Linked DNA regions of Homo sapiens: region 2 is linked to region 1. The links are chromatin loops, found by intact Hi-C in ENCODE. Cell type or tissue: heart left ventricle. All regions are shown on one strand. Region 1 overlaps DICER1 (dicer 1, ribonuclease III). Region 2 overlaps CLMN (calmin).

Evidence for each region. Peaks named below come from ENCODE experiments on the same cell type or tissue, not always from the same donor. Only the 100,000 strongest peaks of a DNase experiment are listed, where the experiment ranks them.
Region 2: it touches region 1 in a loop (2.4-fold over the local background); 8 of 110 quality-filtered maps call a loop at or near these places.

What each region holds. Positions count from the first base shown.
Region 1 is chr14:95,138,729-95,146,728 of GRCh38, reverse strand. The region is part of intron 1 of DICER1 (dicer 1, ribonuclease III); the gene reads left to right. Among named protein-coding and RNA genes, the nearest start is that of MIR3173, 4.7 kb to the right of the region's middle. In heart left ventricle, no CTCF peak of the experiment used is centred here; no DNase peak of the experiment used is centred here; H3K4me3 peaks cover 781 bases; H3K27ac peaks cover 872 bases.
Region 2 is chr14:95,187,952-95,195,951 of GRCh38, reverse strand. CLMN (calmin) reads left to right here. Exons shown (of 13, transcript NM_024734.4): 11 at 1,356-1,416; 12 at 2,033-2,103; 13 at 4,220-8,000. The coding sequence ends at 4,388. Among named protein-coding and RNA genes, the nearest start is that of DICER1-AS1, 34 kb to the right of the region's middle. In heart left ventricle, no CTCF peak of the experiment used is centred here; no DNase peak of the experiment used is centred here; H3K27ac peaks cover 1,273 bases; H3K27me3 peaks cover 1,438 bases.

The DNA of each region.
Region 1 (8,000 bases):
CCACTTGGCCTGCCTGTGCCACACCTGGCTTGTGCTCTGGCTCAGCTAGTGGCTGGGCCAGTCATGCCCCAGCCTACCTGTGTTACGGCTCATACCCACGTTTGGCGGTTCCTGAGTTCTTGTTCTGCATCCAAGAAGAATGAGGATATGCTGACAACTGAAGGGTGAGGAAGGCAGACGTAAATTTTATTGAGCAATGAAACAGTTCTCAGCAGAAAGGGGATGCGGGGGTGGTTCCCCACCCGAAGTTGTGTGGTTTTTCCCCCAGTGTGGCTGGGTCCTGGGCTTTTACAGGCTCAGAATAGGGGAGTGTGTGCTGATTGGTTTGTGAGTATGCAAAAAAAAGTTAAAAGCACCACTCAAAGGTGGGCTTGACAGTGTAAGAAACCAATTAGGGAAGTGTAGGTATATGTAAGATAGGTGAAGGGTGAGGATCAATCAGAGGAAAGTGTGCCAAATGGCAAGACAGGTTCTCAATCCGGTCCCTGGATTTATCTGGGACTTGTAGTTCTCTTGAAAAACAAACAAAAAATACTGTGTATCTCGACCTTCAGGCTTTAAACTGTCTTTGATTTGAAGGTGGGGTTTCACTGGGGACCTACCCCTGTCTGCCTAGGCATTTGTCTGCCTGCTGCTGCTCTCAACATAAGCATTTTTGTTCATTATAAACTTACCATTTTAAATGGCTGAATTGAACTTCACCATGTAAAATGAACCAGGGTTTACCAAACCATTTCCTCAATCATTGTTAGACATGTAAATTGGTGGCGGGGAGTGTTTCTTTGCTCTTATAAATGGTAATGATGAAGGGAGCGTTTCTATATGAAGTTTTTTTTGTGTGTGTGGTAATGACTAGGTTAATGTGCAGCGAATTTTAATTAAGAATGACAGAAATGTAAAGTTCATACCCATAGTGTTAGGGTAAACTAAAAAAAAAACTTTTTAAAAAGACAAATGACAATTAAAAGTAAAAATATAAATAGTTCTTGTGTTTTGTATTTAAATATGCAAAGATACCAGTGTTTAAATTCTTGAAATTATTGTTTTTTTTTTCTCTTTAGTCTCTTAATCCTTGGTTTGACCTTAATCTTTTCATAGTCTATATTCACTAAATAATAGTTGATAAATCCTTGAAATACTTGTTTTATATACTGTGGATATGTTGGATATTTTCTTTTGATTTCTTTTTTATATTTTTGAAATATCCATGATTATTACTATTTCTTGTTTCTCTGTGAAACATTTTATTGCCTAAGAAACAGTTCAGTGAAATAATGTTTTCAGTGATGTCTGTCCAGCCAGTAAGTAGTACACAGTATTTTTTGTTTGTTTTTCAAGAGAACTAGTGAATACAAAACTGTTTAAATTTACTTTACGTTAGGTACCATATTTTGTGATTTAATTGCATTGATTTTCATCTTAATGTAAATGCATAATGGCTAGCTTGTTTGGAATGTAGGGGAGGAAAACTTTTCCTCCACCCACTTAGGCTCTATTGCTGGGATCTGTGAATTAAACTAACAAAAGACATTAACAGGGGAAGAGGTCTACAGCTTGTATTGATGTTAATATTTTTGCACGCACAGGGGCATCAAAGAAAAAGATGTAAAATCCCAAAGAAACACTTAGATTTAGAGGCTCATATACCATCTTAACAAAGAGTGATAAATTGTGGAAGGACAAAGGAGGGGATGTTTGGATTTCTAGGGTTGATAAACTGTGGGAAGGTGATTAGACGGTGTATGGAGGAAACCATTGGTAGAAAAGGTTTATTTATTAAGGTTTGTTTATGCAGATTCATCTTGGTGCCATCTCTCTGTGCTGTGATAAGGATTGTTCTTTTCTTCCTGGTGTAGAAGAAGGGGGAGTTTATGCCTTACTCTTAAGTAGAAAAAGGGAAGGCATAGAACTTTTCCTGAATCTGTTGATTCTTAATTGCTTTCAGCTCAAAATAATATACCAAAGTGGCATAGTTGGGGGTGGCATCTCCTGATCCCCATTCAGGAGTTTGTGGTTTTTCAGGTTAATCTGGCTATAAATTCTGTATAAAATCTTCTATGCATTATATGAGAATGCATTTTCTATGCCGAATCTTACGGTTAATGAAACATTTTAGGTTTTCTTTAAGGGTTTCATAAAATTTTAAGAGTTTAAGAATTATGCTAAAAAAAATGGTTCTAGGTAGAGATATTTTGTATGATATGGATTTTGTATGTTCCAAGCATTTTATTTTCTCTCTACTAAGTTTAAGATCTTGTGTAATCCTCGTAATAGTCAGGTGTTTCTGTTTTACAGGCAAGTAAACAATGTTAGCGAGGTAGTGGAGTCTGGATTTAAACCTTGGTATTCTGACACTGAACTGCTTGCTGGCATTAAGATAATTTTTAAAAGAAAGATAGGTACAAAGGAAAAAAAAAAGAGGCTGCTTCCTATATCCCCAGTTGCCTTACTCAGTGCCTCCTGCATAGGCGGGTATACATGAGAAGGGAGTGACAGTGTATAGATGTCACTGAAAACTCAGAATCAGTGTTTTGAGGCAAATACGTCCATTAAATACATGTTTATATGTATATATAAGTATATGTATAAATATAAATGTGTATATTAAGAGGCAAGAGCATCAATTTGCTTATTAAGTTAGCTAAAAACATCTGAGACTTTTTCTGCTCTACAACTTAGAAAAGGGAAGTAGGTAGGAGTTGTTTTCAAACAACTTGGATTCTATGTGTGGATTCATTTTCAGTGTGGCTGTTTGCCCACTTTCATTTTCATTTTTAAAAATTCCTCCATGTAGTTGGCCAGCATATTTTAGGGCTTCTCCAGTATTTAAGTTCTAAGAAATGGAATTTTATTATTTGGTATGAATACTGTTTGAGATTTGGGCTATATTTAAAAAATAAAAAAGCTAATGTTAGGGAAATACAATTAAAACCAAAATCTCCCAACCCAGAAAATTGCTCCACAAAGGTAGAAAAGAAAGAAAACAATGTTATTATTGAATGAACATTAAATCAGACTGCTGTGCCCATCACAGGCAGTCACTAAAGGGATGGCAAAGACAGAAAGAAATCTTACTGTTTTATGTAACTAAATGGTTACAATCCATTACATCCATATTTTCAAGATAAAATTGCTAATTTTTTTTCACATTTTTATGACTAGAGGTAGGTTTTACATTTTGGAGTCAGGTGACAGATTAGGCCCATCTCCTCCTAGGAAACCAGGCGATTGAGTGTTATTTCCCATTTCAGAGATGGCTTTCAGGTCCTTAGGAAACATAGCCAAGTTATAAGACTAGAGACTTAAATTTATATACATTGAAAGGGAGGGAGAAATAAAATCTGGAAAAGAAAAGGGGAAAGGGACCTCTTCCCTTTTATTTTCAGCAGGGAGAACTATGCCTCTTATTTTTAATTTGTATTTGTCCTTACGTCAACAGTCAGTATTTTGTATCTATACCATGGCTGTCCTAAGTGATGTAGGCGTGATTGCAGTTAAAATAATGCCTTGTATCTCACATAGCACTTTTGTTACTAGGAACTTAAAGTGCTTCATACATTTTTTTAGTTTTCTCTGTTAGCTTACCATGAGTATTGCTTATACTGTTTTAATGTCACTATATTGTGGTTTTTTTCCATTTGTTTATCCTGGAACTTTATAGAAGTCATGCATTTTGGGCTTTGTGAGAGTAGGAATGAAATCTGGATGGTAATATTTGCAAAGTTAATAATGTCAGAATCTGTGATGCATAATAACATGGATGAGTTGAAATTATTTTGTCACCAATTTTGAAAATTCACAGCAGAAAGTTCTAGGTGCCTTTAGGCTTCAGATCTGAATGGTTAGCTCTTTCTTGCTACTAGCCTGTGAAAGGATACAGCCTCGTTACTGCATTTAGTTGCTAATGTGGATTAAGTTTGCTAGTTTGTACTAAAACTTGACTGTCTGATATGTGGCGTGCCTGTTTCAGAGTTATCTTAAAGGGGCCTATGAAACAGGATTTTGCAGGTTTGTACTTTACTTCACAGTGATCAATTAAAATGAGAAAATGACCTATTAGCTTTGAATTACCAGTATAAAATAAGTTGCTATTATACTTGACATATTACCTTTCTAATGTATGTATGGAATTATCAATGGAAATAATGTGGATAACTTAGCAATAATTTTGTAATAGTTGGGTGACATTGAATTTTAAAGGATTATCAACTTAGTAATTTGATTATGGCATTTCTAGGAATGAGGTGAGTCTGAATTGGAAATCATCTCTAGAGGGTGACACAGCAGGACATGTTGGTGTGCGTGGTCTTTGCATCCTACTAGGTGGCGGTATAGAATGAAATTAAAAATTAAATGAAGTCTGAGGTAGCCTTAGAAAACACAAATTTGGCTGGTTGCAGTGGCTCACACCTGTAATCTGCAGTATTCAATACAGCATGTTACTGTACTGAGTACTGTAGGCAGTTGTAATGCAGTGGTATTTGGGTAATCTTTTGGGACTACAGCACTTTGGGAGGCCACGGTGGGAGGATCACTTGAGCCCAGGAGTTCGAGACCAGCCTGGGAAACATGGGGTGGCCCCAGCTCTACAAAATAGAAAAAAAAAATAAAAAACAAAAAGAAAAATGAAAACATAAGCACTGACATATTGGGAGATAGGAAGATATGCTCATATACAGCATGGTACTGATTTATCATAGTGTTTAAGTATTTTTAAAGCCAAGTTTTACTGAGGGAAAAGGTAATTTAATGCCAAGAGTTATCCCTTCTATCTAATTGGATTGTACTAACAAGTTGTTTTTCCTGGCTGTATTAGAACATAATATCCCAATTTTAAAGGGCAGTTCTTTTAGACATGCATTGTCTTGTTGCCCAACAGATAAAGAATTTTATGAGGGATCTTAAAAAGTAGAACATCTCTTAAAGTTCGTTTTAAAAAATGAGTTGTCTCTTCTAAAATTTCTCTCTGATTGCTTTTAGGTTACCTAGGGTATGAATTAATACAGACTTGGAAACTCTGAAAGAACTTAGAATCAGCATTTTGAGGTAAATATGTATATGCCAAAGTAGTGATAAGGTTGCCCCAGTCTGCTTTGTTGACTTCTTAGCAAAACAAATTTGTGTATGAAATGAGAACTTTAACCTCCATGAGAATGTCTTTTAAAGGACTGGAAGTAGTAAAAAGAGGCCACTGCCAATTTGTTTTTCCTGAGCTTATGGTAGTGGAGGCATTGCAGAAGGCTCAGACCTGAGCGCAAACCAAGTCTGATGTCAGATCTAACAAAATCAGTATTTGTTGATCAAATTAAACTTTTTATATCTACATTTTATGCTTTCTTAGTTTTTGATTTATAATCTCTTTTAGAGAGCCACCCCAAATTTAAATTTATGCCCGACATTAACATTAACAGTGTTCTTGAATTATTTTATTTATAAACTAATTCTATAAAAATGTATAGTGTAGATGTAACTGTCCTTTTGTGTTTTTAATTTCATTTTGGGAAATTGGAATTGCTGATGGATTTCATACCTGTGTTAAAGAGTTACTACTGGGTTATTTGGATTTCTCAGCCAAGTACGTCTTCTGGTGACCTTCTTTATTTCTTTCGTTTATGTGAATTTAGGAAATAATAGCTATTTTTTTCATTTTTCTATAAAATACCATCTTTAGACTTTATTTACTTTGATTTCCTTATATTAGCTTTGAAATCTTTTTTTGAACTTTGCTCTAGCTCTTTATTTCTCCCAGATCTCTGGGAATTAGGCATGCTATTGTAGCTTATTCTCTTGTTCTTTGTTTTAGGGTAAGCCTTGGTATCCTAAAATAATCTAAATGCCTTTTGTTTAAAATTTAATTCAAAATAATGGCCTTTTATTCAACTCTTCATATCAGTAGGGCTCTCTTGTAGATGTGTTTCTGTTCAGTTTACAGGAATCTTAAACTTGGCTATTTTTGCATTTATTTTTAGAGCAGAAGCTTGGGCATGCTGTGATTTTCCAATAAACTGCTATCACAATGTCAAAATGCAGTTCAGACAAGAGCAACACAGAGATCTCAAACATTAAAACGGTAAATCTGTGATTCATCATGTGGAAAGAGGAAGAGAGTTTATTCTTGTCTTTCTTGTCTTTTGCTAAATTACAGTCATGCATTGCTTAATGACTGGATATCTTCTGAGAAATGCATTGTTAGGCGATTTTGTCATTGTGTGAACATCATAGAGTGTACTTAATTAACATAAACCTACATGGTATAGCCTATTATACACCTAGGCTATATGGTATGACCTTTTGTTCCTAGGCTACTAACCTGTACACCATGTTACTATATTGAATACTGTAGGCCGTTGTGACACAGTGGTATTTGTATATCTAAATATACCTAAGCATAGAAAAGGTACAGTAAAAATACAGTATCATAATCTTACGAGACCATAGTCTTATACGGGGTCAGTCTCTAAAACATTGTTATTGGGTGCATGACTGTATTTCTAAGTGCATAATATGTGGAAACTATGAAACAACCTCACTAGTTTCATGAGGGTAAGTTGTTTGACCAGAAATTTAAAATCTATAGTTGAAAAACAGTCATGTGGAGTTATTTTGGCTCTGCAAAAGCAGTTAATGGTAGCCAGTTTATCTGTGAAACTAGAACCTTTACCTGCCAGCAGAGATTCAGATCTTTTCATTAAGGCCAAGTTTAAAAAATCTGTTTAAACATGCCAAGAAAGTAAAAATTGGCAAAATTATAGGTTTTCCTGTTTTTATATTACAGATTACCTGTTGGAATTTTAAGTCTTGGATTTGTTTTCCCTAAATAGAAAGTGCATTACTGGGGCCAGTTATTGTCCACTAAATGAATGAAAATTAATTTAAACATTGTAACCTTATGGAAAATATAATTGGAAGGGTTAAATTGTTGTTCTTTATGTCCTTGTACATCCTCTCTCCTGCACTCATCTCTCAGGGCTGGTAGGAGTGGGATAGATGTGTGTTTCCAAACCGAATAGAAATATATCTTGATCCATCCATGATTCTGTTCTGTATATTATTGTGTGGACATTCATGAGTCTCTAATTCAGTTTGTCAAATATTTACTTAAATGTATATACAGAACATTGTAGCAGGAAATTTAAGAGGTGCAAAGAATGAGACTCATGTCTTGTTCTTATGGAGCTGTGCTCCAGTAAAAGAATAACATGTATGTTGTGTATGTGTGTCTATGAATAGCTCTAAAAATCTGTGATAGAAATTATGAAAGGCAAATAGAAGCTGTTTGAGGTTTTAATGTCACTCAGGTGGACATTGTTTTCATTCTAACAACCTGCAGTTTTTGTTTACCATGTCCTGGATGTGGTTCTGTACAGTGGGTAATACAGGTAAGGGTAAGATATGCAGCTCCTATATCCAAGGAAATTCTAGTCTAATTGGTCATATTTTAGTGAGAACAGAGTTTTAAGAGAAATTTTCTAAATAAGAATTCATATAAAATTACAGAAGTACATTTTATGGATTAAGACTATACCCCAAGCCTCTGTAGTATAACTGCTAGGATCACTTGGATTGAGCACATAGGATTGAAATACAGGATTAAACACTTTCAGTTGGTCAGTCAGGGAGGATGCATAATATGCTATAGGCTTTCAGCCAACAGGGATTACTCTTCTGTTGTGGAAATTGCTGGTGAATGGTGATGAGGCAGCAATAGGATAGCATTCTTTTTTTTTTTTTTTTATTTTTTTATTTATTTTTATTTTTTTTATTATACTCTAAGTTTTAGGGTACATGTGCACATTGTGCAGGTTAGTTACATATGTATACATGTGCCATGCTGGTGCGCTGCACCCACTAATGTGTCATCTAGCATTAGGTATATCTCCCAATGCTATCCCTCCCCCCTCCCCCGACCCCACCACAGTCCCCAGAGTGTGATATTCCCCTTCCTGTGTCCATGTGATCTCATTGTTCAATTCCCACCTATGAGTGAGAATATGCGGTGT
Region 2 (8,000 bases), 49 kb before region 1:
GATAATGAGATTTAACTGATCTACAGGAATCTCATAGCACACCTCTGCTCTGTCACTCCAAGGCCACCAGATGAGCCAGATTTGTCCCAGGGAAAATGTGTAACTGCTGAAAATCAGAAGACCCTGGTCTCTCCCCTCTCTCATCGTCACAATAGTCAGTCAGTGTTGATCAAGCCCTTACTGTGCCCAGGAACTTCACATTCATTTTCTCATTCATTCTCACGTCACCTATAGACACATTGGTGGGACTGTGCCTCATATGGCAGACAAAGAAGGTCAGGGGGCCAGGTAACTTCCCCAGCTTAGGGAGTCTTGGACTCAGATGTGTCCCACTCCACATTCCACATTCTTTTTGTGCCCCCTTGTTGCCTGTGATGATGTAATACAAGCTGCAACAGAAAACTATTGAGGTATGCATTTGGGGAGGGGTAGGGAGAAGCCCATACAGACAGAGCCAGAGGAGTTGCTGGCAGGTGCCTGGCTTTCCACCTCCCTCTGCCTTGCTTCTGTGCCTGGACTTTGGGGAAACAGAGGCAGGGGGAGGAGGGCCAAGGCACAACAGAAGGCTGCTGCCCACTTGGCCTTTGACTCCCAGCGTGCCTGTCCCTGCCCCTGGGTGTGACTGTCTAGCAGTCATCTATGATCTTCTCATGTCGCTGGGCTCTGCTGTCAGTGCAGGTGAGCACTTTGGACAAACAGTGCAGGGGATTTGCCCAACTGCTCAGCTTCTCCCTAAGCAGATTAATTCTCAAAGAGTCCTTGAGCAGCCACTATGCAATGGAGTCTGCTAGGCCTGGGGACTTCAGGAGAGGGAGAAAGAGGTCAGCCACAGGGGTGATTCAGGCGGGGCTCCATCCTTCAAGGAAATAGGACGTTACCCTCCATTCCGCTAGGACTGGGTGGAATGTGAAAAGTGCGAGGCAAGCATTCCCACTTGTACATTTTGGACCTCAGACGCAGGTAGAGAGAGTCAGGGCAGCCTGGTCTAGGCCCAGGTCTGACTAATTGCAGAGAACCTCTGGTGAGTCCCAGCACATCAGGATGCTTGGGTTACTTCCTGCTCCAAATGCTTTGATTTTTAAGAATATGTGCCTTGCTTTCTATTTAAAATCCTGACTTTGATTTTTCTTGTAGATGAGGGCCCAATGTGTGTATCACTAATATCCATCCTATTTGTAAGCACTGTCCAACCAAAGTAGGCATGTTAGATATAAAATCTGTCATTTCTGTCCCTGGCTGTGAAGTTGTCGCTTGCCTAAACCCATACGTGGAAACCCCAGGATGGGGGTGACCGTACAACTGAGCCATGAAGAGCTCCAGGTGGTACCAATTCAAAACATGTGTTTGTTTTTCAGGACTAGTCACAGTGACTCCAGCATTTACCTTCGACGACATACTCATAGGTCTTCGGAATCGGTTAGTATGTGAATTTCTTCTCTTTCCGCACGGCCCCTGCTAATCAATTCCTTTCCATCCTTCCTCCTCCCCAGCCCAGAGCTTTGAAATTACTGGCATGCAACAGCTATACTTTTGGATAGAAGACAAGCAGATTGGAACCTTATCATTAAGCACAGTCCGATCGGATATCCGGTTTGGGCAATAAGAGATGTAAATAAAGTGAGGATTTTAAAGCCCAAAGGCCTCCTTGCTATAAAAACGCACCCAAAACGCCTCACCTGGACCCCGCGCGCACCCAGAAGGATCACGTTCAGAGACAGAGGTGCAACATGAGTCAAGGTCCGATGGACAGTGGCACGTGCTCAGTAGCAGATGTGTTAGAACCCGGAGCAGCACACCCCAATCCGGGTTCCGGGTGGTGGGGTCTCTCGCACTCACAAGGGAGGGGCTTAGGGGAGGAGGTAGAGGAATGTATATTGTTTAGCACTTTGATTTTGGATCTAGACGCTGGCGGTATTGAGAAATGCCCGGCATGCTCGGCTTTGTGTGTTTAAAATCGTTTTATCTTCTGTTTCAGAGATTTCATCTTTACTAATTGGGTTGCGGGGGCTTTTGTTTATAAATTTCACTGTAGGATCATTTTAGCTATGTTCAGTTGAGGAACGCAGCAGATCTGGATGACAGAAGAAACCGAATATTAACCAGGTTGGTGGCTTTACTTCAGGTTTTGTGGGGGTAGTAATAAAATGTTTTTACATTCTGCAGCCTGCCTTACAGGGGTGGTTATTCTCCCACTGCTTTGTTGATAACAGTATTAATAATTTGGGATAATGCAAGAAAATAACTATTCCAGAGAAAATGATGTAAATTGAATATGAGTAGAAAGGAAAAGTAGATATTAATTAACACTGATGGTTAGGGCCCGGTTCCGAAAATGAGTCAGTTTAAAGACGGGTCTGGGTTCTGAGCCTGCAGCTGTGTTTAAATGAGTGGTATAGAGTATAGGGTGGTTTAGTGGTATAGGGTAGTTAGCAAAGGGACGGCCAGGCAGGAGAAGAGGTGGTGGTCTTGTGAGGCTGTGTGGCCCCTGTGAATGCTGTAGCCCCTGACGCCTGTCCATTCTCTGTTGCCACTGCAGGTACAGTACTCAGAAGCTTACTGAGCTGATTTTACAGTTTTATGGCATCAGAGCAGACATGAAGAGGGAAAGCAAACATGCCAGGATGTCTATGAAAGTATTTCTTGCTGTCGGAGAACTGTTGGCCTGGCCTAATGTTGCTGAATTGCTGGAAACCTGCCCATTTAAAACATAGGAAACCAGAAAAACGTCTCAAATTCTTACAATTCTGAGACGTCCCCATTCCTGTTGAAGTCATAGAGTTGCTTTATTATGTTTTTATTTTTAAAAAATTTTATTTACTCGCCACAGATTTGAATTGGCTTGGAAGGATTTAGATTACTGGAATCGGAAGCCTCTGTCTGAATATTACCCAACACCCAAGAGTGTGGTCATTAGAACCCCATCCCTCTGGCTGCTAAAAAAGAAGCAAGACAGCTCCTTTCCCCTGCCATGAAATGGAAATACTAATTCAAGTTTTCCACCAGGCTGGATATGCTCATAGGAAAATAATCCTTTTTGCTCTTATGAGATAGAGGCGTTGAAAATAGAACCTGTAAAGTTGAGAAATGCAGTCGTGTTTTCAGTTGTCTACATTGAGCATTTATTACCTTTATAATAAAAAATATGGTTTAGGCTGCGCATGGTGGCTCACGCCTGTAATCCCAGCACTTTGGGAGGCCAAGGAGGGAGGACTGCTTGAGGCCAGGAGTTTGAGACTAGCCTGGGCAACACAGAGAGACCGTGTCTCTATAAAAAGTATATAGTTTAACTTGTTTCTGTGGACAGCTTTTTAAAGAAGACCATCATGTGGGTATTTATCATTCAGTATGTAGACTGTGGCAGATGTTTAATCCCACCCTGCCCCTCGCTCCTGCTATCAGGAGATAGTTCTGGGACAAGTGGTTTTAGCCTCTCGTAATCTCCATTACACCGCACGAAACCACCCTAAGAGGCTTACACTGCAGGCTTCTCTACATGCAGCTCCAAGCAGAGGCCCCAGCCCCAGGCAAAACCTTCTGGGCTTCCCTATGATCCGCCAGGCAAAACTGAAATGACATTTTAACACTACCACCTATAAAATAAAAGCAGGAAGGTAAATCTGACTGAAATCAAATCTAGTAATTATTTTAAAGGTAATATTCCAAAGCCAAAACAAAACTGTGGGGAATGGGAGAGGTCTTTGTTTCTTTCTGATAGATGATTTAAAATGATCTGCTATTAGGGACACTTCATCCCTTAGATGACCTATGGGGTCCCCTGCGTTACTAACAAACAGCAGCAAGCGATCAGTATCTAACTCCGTGTCACTCTCTGAGAGCACTGTGGCATCAAGAAAGGTGTCCCAGGAGACCTGGCCTAGGCGCCCTCTCTGTCGCCAAGTTAATTGCATGGCCTTGGGCAAGTCACTCCACCCCGAAAGCCTCAGTGTGTCCATCTGCAGAATGGGGCTGCCACCTCCTCTCACCTGATGTTATGGAGATGAACGGAGTACGTGCAAAAGCTCGAGGGGCTGCCTGGATGGCCCGACGCACTGCCTTGGGCCAGTACACACAGTGTGGGGCCTACCTGGACATGGTGCTGGGGAGCCTTCGGGTCTTCAGGCGGGGAGTGGGGGCCGGGGAGAGACGGGTAGCACTGGGTGGGGTCCACTTTCCTGGGAACCTGCTTGGTAACTGCGTTTCCTCTGTGTTTCTTCTGTAGGAAGGCCAACAGCTCAGGAGAAGCCATGTCACTGGGGAGCCACAGCCCGCAGAGTGACTCCCTGACACAGCTTGTCCAGCAGCCGGATATGATGTATTTTATTCTCTTCCTGTGGCTCCTGGTGTACTGCTTGCTGCTCTTCCCACAACTGGATGTTAGCAGGCTCTGATACGTGTGTCTGGATAATAAAAAAGACAGGACCCTGACCAGGGGCGGGGTTACTTCATTTTATTTTGGGTTCTGGGTGGGGCACTTCTACAGACAGTTGAGGACCTCCGAGGAAACTTAGACCCCCTTTCTCGCTATTGTGGTTTTTTTTTTTTTTTCAGGTTTCCTTTTTTTTCTGGACAACCTGAGCATGCTTTTTTCTTTGGCTGTGTACTCAAAACTCAGGCATGCAGCTGGATCCGTAGGTGGGGTTTTGTCCTTGTGTGCCTTGCTGGGTTGGATAGGGAGCATTGTTAGTGATCATTAGCCCGCCTGGATCTTAGCACACCCCACATTGCAGGTTCACACGCTGGATGAACTTGAGTTTCTTACCTCTCAGATGAAGGGCTGCTTAATGAGAAAGAGGGTGGGCACCCCAGGCCAAGCCCCAGCTGGGGAGAGAGCTGCCACGTTTTCCTCCAAGCGTGGGTGTTTGAGAGAAGGTGCTGGGGTCCATGCACCTGTCGCAGTCCGGTAACTGGTTGCATTCACTAGGGGAAATCCGAGCAGCCAGCTCTGTGTAAGCACATCCAGGAATGGCAGAATCCAGGGAGGAAGGTGAAAGCTGTGTTGAGAGCCACTGTGTGCTCTTTTTCACCCTGTTTTTTTTGTTGTTTTTTTGTTTTGTTTTTTGTTTGAGGGGAGATAACACTTGAAATTCAGTTTTCCATTGATTGGATTGAGATAGAACCATGATTTTCAAACCAGATCGCCAGGGCCCAGCAGGGCCATATAAAAGCCATGAGGAGTGGCTGGGCTGGAATCAGCTCCCAGCAGTGCTGGAGCTGGGTGGTGGGGTAGCTTCCTGCCCACTAAAGCTTTGGTGCACACCTCCCTCAGAATGCATGTCTTGGAACGGGCATTCTTTGTGGTCACTTGTAATGGGTTTCTTGAAGAGGCTTTCTGGACAGCACTCCGGGAGCAGGCCAGCACAGGAGGTTTGTGAAAGAAGAGAGGCATCTCTAGCACCCCTGCCCCCAGTCTTCCTCAGCCCCAGGCTCCCTCTGCTCTCTCCTCCCTGCCAAGACTCAGGTCCGTGGTGAGTCTCTGCATTGGTTCCTCCTCCCCTTGCTCTCCCCTTCAGAAAGCATGTACCAGGCAACCCTTATAAAATCACAAATGAGTCAGGAGGGGACTCAGTGAGCATCTTGTCTAGCTGGACCCAGAGAGACAGAGCAGCTTGACCAAGATCATATAGCCGACCAGGGGCAGACTTGCAGTGAGCACACAGGCACCTGATGCCCTGTCCAGAGCTGTCACCCCTTGTAGGAAACTTCCACTGGGCACACCAATGTCCTGAGAAAAAGATAAAATGACTAGATTAAAATGTCCACATTCAAGCAAAACCAAAAAGTTTAGACCAACTATCGACATTTGTTTTGTTCTTGTATTTTTCCCATGAGGAATTCTTACTCACCTTCAAGCTCATCCCCAATTCCTTCTGAAATACCCTTGACAGCTGCAACAGCTTGTCATTTGACATACCAGCGTCGCTCTTACTCCAGGAATCACGTTTCTTTCTTTGCTAGCCAAGGACTTGCTCATTTCAAGCAGTGGGTTTCAAGTTTACAGAATTCCAGCATGGCCAGAAGAATTTACATAGCACATCTGAGTCGATGACAGCCAAAATCTGGCCTCTAAACCAGTCTGATTATAGTCTGTCTCCCCTCCTGAAAGAATTTCAGCCTTCCAACCAGAAAGCTGCTGGGAGCTTGGAGTGATTCCATCTGGAAGGCCAAGAGCCCCATGGAAAATGAGCTAATTAATGAGCTCCCTGGCATCAATGAAAGCTCAAAGGTACAGATAATAAAGATTATGTGATAGTTTATAACTCTGGGCACCATGCAGTCCTTGCCTAAATTAGATGCTCGAAGAGCCTGGGAAGAGCCAACCCAAATGTGAATCATTTCATTTTATGGGTCTAGACCTTGTTCAGAAAAACCTCTGCAAGATACTTCTCTCACCTATTACAACTTGTAATATTGTTTAAAACATCTACTGGCAAGATGCCTGAAAGTCATTTGGTTCAGGTTGGCAGTCAACTGATATTTTGCAAAGGAAAAAAAAATCTCATTTGAGTATAGGCTTCTATGGAAGAAGCTGGATATAGAAAATGGATGTGGAAGTCTGCAGGACAAACCACCCCATTGCTTGTAAATTTTTTTTAAATTAAAAGAAATACAATAAGGCTTTTAACAAGAACTAGCAGTCCCCTAAGTCTCGCTGCTTAGAAGTAACCACTTTCAACTCTCTTATGTTTGCATTTCTACATAACGTGCTTACACTTTATTTTTTAATTTAGAAACATCTACTGGCTTGCTGTCACAGTAGAGGAGGATTTCACTCTTACCATACCGTGCTTTGGTTTTCCAGTATAGCTAGATCACATCATTTAGTACATTTCTATTAGGTGTTGACATTACCTGGAGCACTTAAGGATTGTTGACTCCCAAGCCCAGCAGTGTGTTATGGTTACATGTCCTTTCTCCTCCAAATGTCCCCATTAATTTGCTATTCTCTCTCTTTACTTTTTTTTTTTTTTTGGTGTGGCACATTCTTTAATAACTTCCTGAGGAAGAGAACATGGGAAGTAAATATGGTTGTAAATATTTTGAGATTTTTGCATGACTTAAGATGTCTGTATTCTGCCCTTAACAGAAATGTGGCTGAGCATAGAATGACAGGTGGAAAATAATACCCTCCCCTAGCCCCTCCCAAGCGTGCTGGTTGAGATTTCTGATGCCATTCTGATTCCCGTACCTTTATATGTGACTTAGGTTTTTTTATCCACCCTTCCTGGAAACATTTAAGATCTCTTTATTCTTGGTGTTCTGAACTGTCATGATGGTGTTGTATCCCGGGTGTTAAACCTTGTGCTGGGCCTTCATGGGAAATTTCTTAAATTTTCTTGTGATTATTTACATTCTTTCTTTCTGGACCACCTATTATTTCAATGTTGGACCCTCCCCTACACCCAGGCTGATGCTCTAATATTTTTTATCTTTTCTATTTTTCGTCTATGTTTCTGATCTGCTTTCAGGAAGAATTATTCATTTTTATCTTCCCAATCTGAATGTTTTATTGAATTTTTATTTTCCAAGTTAATAAAACCTTTGGTTATTATCCTGTCTTTGTTTTACAGTGTCCTGCTCTTGATGCGTGGATGCAGATTTTGTCTCTCTGTGGACGTTAATGATTGTGGTCTGAGGGGAAGTCTTTTCTGCTCCCTGTGTTGCCCTCATTTTCTCTGAGTTCTCTTTATTTTGGTGGTCTCAGTCTCTATCTTTCACGTTGTGAATTTTTCTCAAATATATGGTGATCCTATGGATCTGTTCATGTTTTAAGAGTGAGGCATCCAAAAGCTGATTGGAAGTTGTGTGTGCCAACTGGTGAGCTTTTCCACTAGGGTCACCAGGTGGGCACCTGGACTCATCATTGGAGAACACTGCCTGTCAGTATTTGCACGTGTTTTCTCTGGGGCTCATTCTGTTTCTTGAGAGATATTCCCACTACTCTCCTTCCTGGGAAACGGGCATACACAGGGCTTTTAGCCTATGCTGAGTACTCATGTGGT